2 separate regions of the Homo sapiens genome follow, and region 1 is linked to region 2. Evidence: read pairs that join two places in POLR2A ChIA-PET (ENCODE). Cell type or tissue: GM12878. All regions are shown on one strand. Links, peaks and the distances in the headings refer to the core of each region. The heading gives the core; the rest is flanking DNA.

Region 1 (5,379 bases), core at 252-5,251, 550 kb before region 2:
AAATCACCTTGGCATTTATCACTCTGTGATCCTTTACACTTAAGGGCTTACCAAAGCAGGATTTTTTTTTCCCATTCAAAAATCTAGTAAATAGGGATCTGTCTCCAAAACAGCAAAGCAATCTTAATAATAGCTATTCAAACAAGGCTGCTGTAATTCTCTATTGCACCAAGAAAAATGCTCTGAAGTCAATAAATCATGTTTTCCTTTTAGAAAATTCTAGATAACTCACTAACGTTTTTGAATACGCTATTTGGAAGGTGGCTTCTGATTCAGGCTAATTAGACTGTCTTCTAATGAAATTTCAGACAAGATTTAACTCCACATTCCATACTGAGCAAACATTCGGGGTCAGAGCATTTGAATGCTGGTATTATAGTACAAAAATAAGGCCTATGAGATAAAGCAGCTGGCTTTGCAACAATTCAACAAGCTACACAAAACTGAAATTAAACAATGTATGACTTGAATTACTTTTGCCTTTTATTCCCTGCCTTGTGTAAGAAGGACCAATAAGCTAATCTGTTATCATGAACACACATGTTCACAAACACGTAAATACAAACATGAGCCATTCTTTTCTAAAATATTAGTTGGTGCAGTTTTTTTTTTTTTAATCTCATATTATCTTGTATCCAAGAGCCATTTCCTTATTGAGCCAGATAAGTCTAGCTTCACCAATCCCGGCTTCAAGGATGTGGAGGACGAGCAGAGAAACAAAACAGCTCTTCCTGGCTTTGCCTTTCGAGAGTTTAGATCCTGCAGGGAAAATAAAATGTCCCAGCGGAGACAATGGTTTTGGGAACACATATGATGACTCAGAGCAAGACTTTGCACCTCCCACGATAAATGATGATTCTCTAGGTAATGGAGGATATGGAAGGGAGAAGAAAGAGCTGAAACCTAAAGCGGGCCTGAGCCATTCAGACTGAGCTTCAGGGACAAGGAGAAAATACTCCCACATGGATAAGGAAATATTTTCTTCATGTTGTAACAATACATGTTTCTGTGTTTATGAAATCCAAAACCTAGACATAAACAAACGATTTCGGAAGATATGTGATATCGGAGGCAATGTTTTCTAGTCCTCAAACTAGATGGGCTTGTCTTTGGAGTTGCAGGGCCAGAAAACAAAGAAAAGAGAAAGGCAATGTAAGCCAGGGTCCTTGGGTTTCCCAGCACACACTGTAACTGGGAAAAGTTACAGGTGAAAGTACCCACCTGTAACTGATACACCTTGAGTTCTTGTTTCAGAAAAGTTCCGGGAAGAAGCCCACCTCCAGCAAAACAAAAAAAACGGGTTGGATCCTCAGATACTTCAGCTGGAGATGAGGTTTGGCAAACTCCCCTCATTTCCATACTAAAAACCCCACCAGAGGAGGAGCTTATTCTCCATTGTCCATACATGCGCCCTGTCTAGAAGCATGATCAGCAACTGCGTCTGCACTGCCTTCTCCACCTTTACGTACTAACTAACTTAACTCAGCTAACTAACTAGCCCAATGAAAGCCCTGTTTTCACCTTTGCTCAGGGAGGCACCACTTTGGGAACTATTCCTGGTGTCCTCGCTTGTTGCAAGTAATAAAGTCCCCTTGTTAAATCTTCCTTGGTTGTGGTCATTGGACTGTCACCCGGCAGGCAATCGAACCCACCTGCCTTGTGGATAATGGTAACTTAGACGCTGAGGGGGTCCCTGAGAATGTTTCTGCACTTCATCTCCAATAATAAGTCTCATTTGTCTTGACTAACAAAGTCTAAAGACAATATAAACTCACTGAATTTGGATACTTCTTAGTTGGACAGTTGAACTGATAGGGGAATGAAATAATGAATTGGTTATTTTCAGTATTTCTTACTGTTTCTTATATTTGGGAGACATATAGTACAATAGTTAAAAGTCTAGAATTCTAGGTTAGTCCTGAGTTTAAATTATTGCCCTTCTGCTAATTATATGATCTTAGGTAAGTCATTTGATTATTTAGATTCGGTTTTCCCATCGGTAAAATGATGACACTAGCTTTGTTATGAGGATCACATGAGAGAATATATTAAGTGCACAATGCGAAGCACATATGTGCTGAATAAATGACAGCTACCCGCTGTGGCTGTGGCAGTCATGATTCTCATCAAAATACTTTAGAATCAATAAAATTGCAAATTGTCAGCTTAGTCAAGTCAGAGCAGAAAATGTGGCTGAAAAAGCAGAAGCTGAGAAGCACAGATCACCAGTCTTTCATCGCAAAGTTAAATTCAGCCCTAAGTTTAATTTCTTGCAGACTTTCTGGTTGTGGGCAATGTGGCAAGAACAGAAAATGAATAACTCATGGTATCTGTCCTCAGGAGTTCACACGGATGTGGGAAGGTGAGACACCCACATACAGCATTGAAATAACTTTGTGCGGGTCTGTGCCAAAGGGAGAGCTATTTAAAAATATTAATAAATAAATGAACAAGGAACTGAGAAGAAGAAAGAATCAGTATAAGCTGGAGTGCTGGGAGAAGACAAGTATAGGCATGAGTGTGTTATGGATATTCCCAGTGTGGAGGAGGGGGACAACACTGAGCAAGACAGATTTCTGGGAATCTGGGAAAACCGGCCCGGGTGGTAGACTTGAGCTGAGAAATGGAGTGAAGATGTGTGTCCCACCCATATCCTCATGGTGCCTACCATTGCCATGCAAGCAGGCTGACTTTCAACTGCCAGCCTCTGTGATTTGGTGCCAGAGACTTTCCTGCAGCCATAAAGGCAGGGCAAAAATGCTAGATTAATGTTCCTCCCCAAGAAGCTCTCAACCAATGGTAGTTGATGGATAAATATTCCAGTTCTCTCTCACTGCTGTATCTCCCAAGATGTCCCCAACAGGATTAGGTTCTAGTGTGCTATAGATAAAACATCCCTAAATGGCTCCTTTCCCTGTTCTCTCACACTCCTCCACACCCCGATGGCTGTTACTTGGGATCATTTCCTAAATAAACACTTGTTTTTAAACCCTTGTATCAAGTCAAACCAAGACTTGGAAGATGATGGCATTCTGTTCCACGTGAATTTCTTGAGTACTTTCCACAGGCCCACACTAGGCTACCCACTGCAGATTCAGAGATGAATCAGATGTGTTTCCTGACCACACAGGATTTACAGTCTCGTTAGGAACGTGAAGGTGTTGGAAATGAGTTGTATTGAGGTCACCTAGATCATAAATTTCTTAGGTACAGTATGATGCTTGATTTCTCATTATGGCTCCCTCAGGAATGAGTACAATTCCCAGCAGATTGTACTTGCTCAACTATTTACTGAATAAATAAAAAGCATGATAATGACAGTACAATGCACTTTAAATGTTCTACAGATTTTCACAGAGCTAAGTGCTTTATAAAAATAAACACATTTATTCCCCCACTAAAACGTTTTAGATAGAAATCACTATGCCCATTGTAAAATTAAAAAGCTGAGGTTCAGAGAAGTTGTGTCACTAGCTAGGAGGTCACCAAGCTGAGATCTGACACAATGCTCTTAGATTCTAAATTTAGCAACCCCAATAGCTTTATCATCCTGGCCTTCTCTGCCCTGTAGCCAGGTAAGCAGGTTGTAATTAGGGAGAAATTCAGGAAAAGAAGCTTCTAGAAGCTCAGGCTGTGGTGCAACAAAAATGTGACTATTAAGCTCTTTAAACATCTCCTGGATGCTAACAGTTGGGATATCTGCCTCCTTAGTTGTAAGCCTAACTTTCCTAAGAAAGTAGCAGCTGTATCCAGTAAAGGAGGCGCTCATTTCTTTTTTTTTATTATAATACTTTAAGTTCTAGGGTACATGTACACAACATGCAGGTTTGTTGCATAGGTATACATGTGCCATGTTGGTTTGCTGCACCCATCAGCTCGTCATTTCCATTAGGTATTTCTCCTAAAGCTATCCCTCCCTCAGACCACCCCACCGCCCTGCCACAGGCTCCAGTGTGTGATGTTCCCTACCCTGTGTCCAAGTGTTCTCATTGTTCAATTCCCACCTGTGAGTGAGAACAAGGAGGCGCTCATCTCTTTACTGCCATTTGTGGATGACCAAAGGGAGTCCCAGAGGGTTTATGTGTTATGCCCACTATCACGATTGTTCCTTTCATGCCAGTCCTCTAACAAGCTGAGGCAATTCCTTCAGATGAGAATGGCCCATTGCAGCTCCTGGGCCCTAGGACTGAAGCAAAGGTGGGAGAATTCAGCCTACGCATCATATGGAACAGTGCTTCAAAAACTATCTAGAGTTAAAGACCAGTTCACAATTTTATAGAAAAACAGTCTATGTTTTTTAAATAAATTTTATTGTGTATGTTTAAAGTATACAACATGATGTTATATATGTAGTAAAATGATTATAGTGGAACAAATTAACATATCCATTATTTCATACAGATACCCATTTTTACCCCGGGGCAATAGCCCCTTTAATCTTCTCATTTAGCAGAAATCGTGACTACAATACACCATTATCGACTATAGTCCTCATGTTTTACATTAGCTCTTTCTACTTCTTCATCCTATACATCTGCTACTTTGTATTCTTTGACTTACATCTTTCTGTTTCTTCCCCTCCCCCACATTCTGGTAACTATTGTTTTATTCTCTATGTGTGGTTTGACTTTTTTTTTTTTATTTATTTTTTACATTCCACTAAATGAGATCCTGCAATATTTTTCTGTGTCTGGCTTATTTCACAAATTTTTAAATGTCCAATTTATAGCAGACCAATACTTCTGCCAACACACAAAAATACTAATTACTAGATGTCACAGCAAGGGCAAATTGCTCTAAAAATGCCTAAACGCTCTCGATTTCTACACTTATCTTGACATGGGCCACTGGGACAACAGTTTGTGGTTTGGCCCTGGGCCTCTGACCACTGACACTTTGAGCAGCACAATACAGGGAACAGGAAAGAGAGAGAATATACATGAGACAGCATACAATTCTCAGTTCTGCAAGAAGCAGTCTGGTGGCCCTCCCCTGTCCTTCAGAAACAATGCACCTCTCAGAATTGCTTCCCTGTGCCACCTCTGACTCCCCCCACACACTAAGTTGGGTCTCAATGCCCTCAAACTGTCTCTTGCACACCCAGAATCCTTCCTTCAAGTTCCTCGCACCTAGATCTCCCCTTATCACCTTCAACAAGATTTATCCTGTAACCCATCTCAGCTAGTATTTATTCTCTGCTAGAATAGAACACGTCTATCTTAGAGGTAAACGTAATAATCTGCATCCTATAAAACATTAGTTTTCAAAGTAGAGTGCTTACAGCCTGTGGGGTATGCAGAATGACCCCCTGTGTAATATGGCAAGCAAATATAACTCTGTTTATATATATCCTTTCTCTACCCTTTTAAAATTTCCGTT
Region 2 (5,379 bases), core at 315-5,314:
GTCAGGGGCCTGCAGCTGCCAGTTATATCTCTCAGGGAGGGCACCATATCGTTTCCATATGGCATAGTAGAAGGCATGAAGGCAGATGGCATCTTCCACATCTCCTATCAGCACCTAAGGAGAGGACACAGGTCATCAGGCTGAGATACCATTCCTAGAGTGACAAGACATGGCACAAAGGGCCTGCCTGGGCTCTCCTCTGCCCCCGAGTTCTTAGTTGACCTACACATACGGTTAAAGACAAAACCAACCCAAAAGTGACAACCCAGACAAATAAATGCCCTCCCTATCTGGCCACTAATGCCAAATTGATGTGAGCTGCACACAGAAAAAGAGATTACGTGTACTCATGAACAAGGAATAAACAACTGAGCGATGGATTATCCAAAAATCTCACACAGCCCAGCACAGTGCCTCATGCCAGTAATCCCAGCACTTTGAGAGGCTGAGGCGGGCAGATCACCTAAGGCCTGGAGTTCGAGACCAGCCTGGACAACACAGTGAAACCCCGTCTCTACTAAAAGTACAAAAAATTAGCCGGATGTGGTGGCAGGCGCCTGTAATCCCAGCTACCCTGGAGGCTGAGGCAGGAGAATCTCTTGAACCCAGGAGGCGGAGGTTGCAGTGAGCCAAGATTGCGCCACTGCACTCCAGCCTGAGCAACAGAGGAAGACTTCATCTCAAAACAAAAACAAACAAAAACAAAAATCACACACAGTCACTTCTCAAGCACGGTTTTGCACTTGTGTGGAATGGCTCTGTTCAATATTCTGGAGACTAATTTCTCAAACAGAGAGATGAAGACGTATAGTGTCAGTGACCTCCCAAATCCAAAGGAGACAGAGAATGCTCAGGGTATTAAAAAAGAAAGAAAAGGAGGGAGAAGCCCTTTCTGGTGATTGGTTATTCTTAGGAAATCTGATGGCAAAATACCTGCAGTCCAGGGAAAAAGGCCTGCAGAGAGTCAATCCAGGTGTTCATCAGCTGCCCACTGAACATGTTCACGTTGACATAGAGTGGAGGGTCTCCTTCTCCTTCATTGCAGGCTTCCCGCCTGCAAACCCAAGCAGCACATTCAGTGGTGAAAAGAAAGCTCACTGACAGATCTCTACCTCTCCAGCAGCTGCTGGTAGTTTCATTTAAACGGAATTAACATTAATTTTTTCTCCTAACTCATTCCTTAAACCTCTGCAGACAGACTGCCTTTAATTATCTACATTAGACTCTAGCAGAAGATAATATTTTCCACAGGATCAAAGTTCCTAACGCAGCCATTGTAATATGTCAGGATTTCACAGTATTCTGCAGAAAGCACTTTGAGCTTTGGGTTTAAGAGCCCTGCCACATAAGAGAATTCAGTATATAGTATGGGCCTATGCTGGATTTCACCTGAGCAGAAAAGCTTGGTTCTTTTGGTACAAAGAGTCTCTTCTCTAGTAATGTCCTACAGCATGGGCCTGGAGAAATGCATCAGAGCAAGACCCTTGGGGATTACTGCTCAATTTAGTTTGTGGCTTTGAAAAGCAAAAATAAATAAATTCCACTCAAAAGGCCCCTTACTTAAACATAGCACATACAAGTGGTTCCTACAACAGCAATGTAGAAATGGACCCAAGAAAATCCAAGCAGGAAGCTCAGTAGCTATAACTTGCACTGAAACTGGACACTTAACATAGAAATACATACAAAGAAAGATCTGGGGGCCAGGTGTGGTGGCTCACACCTGTAATCCCAGCACTTTGGGAGGCCGAGGCGGGTGGATCACGAGGTCAGGAGTTTGAGACCAGCCTGACCAACATGGTGAAACCCCATCTCTACTAAAAATACAAAAATCAGCCAGGCAAGGTGGTGCACGGCTGTGATCCCAGCTACTCAGGAGGCTGAGGCAGGAGAATCGCTTGAACGCAGGAGGCAGAGGTTGCAGTGAGCCAAGATCGTACCACTGTACTCCAGCCTGGGTGACAGAGCAAGACTCTGACTCAAAAAAAAAAAAAAAGAAAGATCTGGGAAAGAGAGTGACACTACGTAGAAGCCACTGTAGCTTCAAATGGCTCTCTCTCTCCTGTCATCCTGGAGGAACAACAGAAAATGGTGAATAATGTTTTAAACAAACTCAGAGAGAAAAAAAAATGTGGTAACTGTCCTTTCTATCACCAAGTATAAAAACCAATCCTAACAGTTCTTTGTAAAGTATTAGAACCAAAACATTGTCCTGCATTGCAGATCTATCTGCAATTAAAGCCACAGTTAAACACTGGGATGTGTCAGCCCCTGTAGTAGCAGCAAGTCTCTAAGACGGCCCCCGAGAACCTCCATCCGTGCGAGCCACACGCTTGCACAGCCCCCTCCCACACTGAATGTATCATTTTGATCTGGGTGACTAATGGTCTGGCAGAAGTATTGGTATATCATTCCCAGACTAGTCATGAAAGCACTGTGGTTGCCATTTTGGCCTCTTTCTTTTTCTCTCAGATCACTCACTCTGGGGGAAGCCAGTGGCCATAAGCTACCTACAAAGAGGCCCCTTGGCAAAGAACTGAGCCCTCCAGCCAACAGCCAAAGAGGAACTGAAGACTGCCAGCAACCAAAGTGAGCCTGGAAGGGGATCTCCCAGCACCATTGGGCCTTAGCATGGCTGTGGCCCTGGCCACCAGCTTGACAACAACCTCAGGAGAGATCCTGGGCCAGAATGACTGGCTCAGCTGCTCCTGGATTACTGTCCCTAAGAAACTTCATGAGATAATGCTTGTTGTTTTAAGCCACTAGGTTCTGGGGTACTATGCTATGCAGCGACAGAAAGATAACACAGCTCTTTGCCCCCAGATGACTGACAAACTAGGAGAGGTGGTAAGGTGAGGGCAGAGATAAACAGACCCTGTGATTGTGTGTTAAAAAAAATACAAACGCTTCAGAATGCATTCTATTTGCTTTACAAGGCAACAGAGGAGATGTTAGGGAGACATACCCTCTTCTTAAGTAGTTCTGAATACTCTGATATGCAGCATTAAACATTTCTAGGTCTTCTTTTTCTCCAAAGAGAATGTAAGATTTCAAGAGGTATTCATAGAAGGAGTCCAGCCCGGCACCCAGGCCACTCTGCTTTCCAACCCAGTGGCCCGTCTGAATGTTCACGACATTGCCTGCAAAAATAAACAAGGCACTTGAGGTCCCAGCTGTCTCATCGGGGAGGACATGAATGGAGACAGGCCTCCTACTCCAACCACACTGCTCCTCAGCACCTTTATCCTTGGCATACAGGAGAAGGAGGTGGTTGCTTGGACCTAACATTTTTATCAGTCTTATCACTAACTTAGCCTAGACATCTTCTAAATATATAGCATTTACTGACACAAACATGGGGATAAACATTTAATGCAAAATAAAAATAGGTTTCTCATTTTGCTTTTCCAGATTGACGATGCATTTCAAAACCCAAGAGTTTTTCACAGACTTTAACCCAGTACTGCCATTCCTGGGAATTTATCCAAAAAAAGATGATTTTAAAAAGAAAAAGTGGCCAGGCATGATGGCTCACACTTACAATCCCAGCACTTTGGGAAGCCGAGGCAGGTGGATCGCTTGAGCTCAGGAGTTCGAGACCAGCCTGGGCAACATGGTGAAACTCTGTCTCTACCAAAAATACAAAAAATTTGCTGGGTGCGATGGCAGGTGCCTGTAGTGCCAGCTACTCAGGAGGCTGAGATGGGGGGTTCACTTGATCCCAGGGATCACTTGAGCCTGGGAGGAAGAGGTTGCAGTGAGCAGAGACTGTGCCACTGCCGTCCAGCCTGGGTGATGGAGGGAGACCCTGTCTCAAAAGACAAAAAAAAAAAGAAAAGGGAAAAGATAATTTTTTTTAATAATAAAAACAACAACAAAAGTGGTCATTATGAATGCAAGGCAACAACCTGGAAACAAATGATCTGCCAAATGTCAGGCAGAATCAAAATATATGTTTATATTATAATGAAAAATATATAGAAGTTACACAGGCCAGGCTGAAAGGGTCTATGGAAACCTAAAAAGTTGACAATCGGGAGTGACACTGGTCAACTATTTGGTGATAGGCTGACAATTTGAGTGACTTCTTTATTTCTATTGCTGTTGTTAAATACAACAAATGTATACATAAATTTCAGAACTTAAGACAGTTACATGAGTTAAAATAACACCTAGGCTGGGCACAGTGGCTTACACCTGTAATTCCAGTACTTTGTGAGGCCAAGGTGGGAGAATTGCTTGCGCTCAGGAGTTTGAGACTAGTCAGGCAACATAGTGAGACCCTGTCTCTACATAAAATAAACAAAATTAGCTGGACATGGTGGCACAAGCCGGTCGTCTCAGCTACTTGGGAGGCTGAGGTGGGAGGATCACTGAACCCGGCAAGTGGAGGCCGCAGTGAGCCAAGATCACACCACTGAACTCCAGCCTAGGTGACACAGTGAGACCCTAACTCAAAATAAATAAATAAATAAAATAACACCTTGAGTTAGCAAAATACTGATAATTAGTGAAGACAAATGATGAGTACATAGGGGTCATTATTCATCATACTTTCTCTCTACTATATTATGAAATTTTCCATAATAATTTTTAAGTAACATCTTCACCAAACATTCTAAAGGGAAAAAACCCCACCTCACACAGGTTTAATCTGGACTTTCAATCTACTACCACAGGCCCAGATTTTTTAAAAGGAAAAAGCTGCTCCATCAGTAACTCTAAATTCCTATATTTAGAACCTTACATTGAAGCAATAAAATCTGCCTCAGAGGCAGTTCTTTTTACGGCATTTCCATTAACAATAATTTTCAAGTGGAATATGCCAGGGGATCCGAATCAGAAGGGAGCCCTCAAACACAAAAGCTTAATGCTTTTCCATCAGACCATGCAGCCTCTCTGCAAAGGGTCACATAAAGAAATTAGATAGAGCTGACACAATTCTTGCTGAGTTGTCAATTGAGTTGAAGAGTAAAAAGGGGGCAGAGCCCAGAGAAGATGAAAGGAAAAGGGGACCAAGCAGTGTGCAGTCCCAATGGCGAGGAAAGGTGCCACACCTAGTAATCCTGTATCATTGCTCCGGAGGTTCCAAAGGGCTTTCACTGCTCGTCTGGCCACCCACTCAAATGTGGAGTCCCCCAGGAGTCGACTCAGAATCCCAAATTCCACCAGGAGGGAACCGGCTCCCGCTGTGCATGTCTCATTATTGGTGTCAGGAGGAACTCCTGTCTTTAGATTCACCTGGGGATGGGAACAGACAAAGACTGTGACAAAACTCAAGGAATCCACAGAGCTGAAAAGCCGGGTCTCAGAGACTACACTCAGCTAATAAACCAAGCTTACCACGGTGAGAGTCTGCCCTCTGCCTTCCAAGATACA

Evidence for each region. Peaks named below come from ENCODE experiments on the same cell type or tissue, not always from the same donor. Only the 100,000 strongest peaks of a DNase experiment are listed, where the experiment ranks them.
Region 1: POLR2A ChIA-PET joins it to region 2 with 5 read pairs; 2 of 35 experiments call an interaction of 5 or more read pairs at or near these places.

Annotation. Positions count from the first base shown.
Region 1 is chr3:5,754,342-5,759,720 of GRCh38, reverse strand. LOC105376940 (a long non-coding RNA gene) reads right to left here. Exons shown (of 3, transcript XR_940572.3): 3 at 3,769-4,186. Among named protein-coding and RNA genes, the nearest start is that of MIR4790, 510 kb to the right of the region's middle. In GM12878, for the core only: no CTCF peak of the experiment used is centred there; DNase peaks (open chromatin) are centred at 2,270 and 4,890.
Region 2 is chr3:5,202,828-5,208,206 of GRCh38, reverse strand. It overlaps EDEM1 (ER degradation enhancing alpha-mannosidase like protein 1), which reads right to left. Exons shown (of 12, transcript NM_014674.3): 5 at 5,058-5,241; 6 at 2,966-3,140; 7 at 934-1,054; 8 at 1-114. Among named protein-coding and RNA genes, the nearest start is that of EDEM1, 18 kb to the right of the region's middle. RefSeq lists an enhancer at 2,453-2,692. In GM12878, for the core only: no CTCF peak of the experiment used is centred there; a DNase peak (open chromatin) is centred at 2,526; H3K27ac peaks cover 1,593 bases.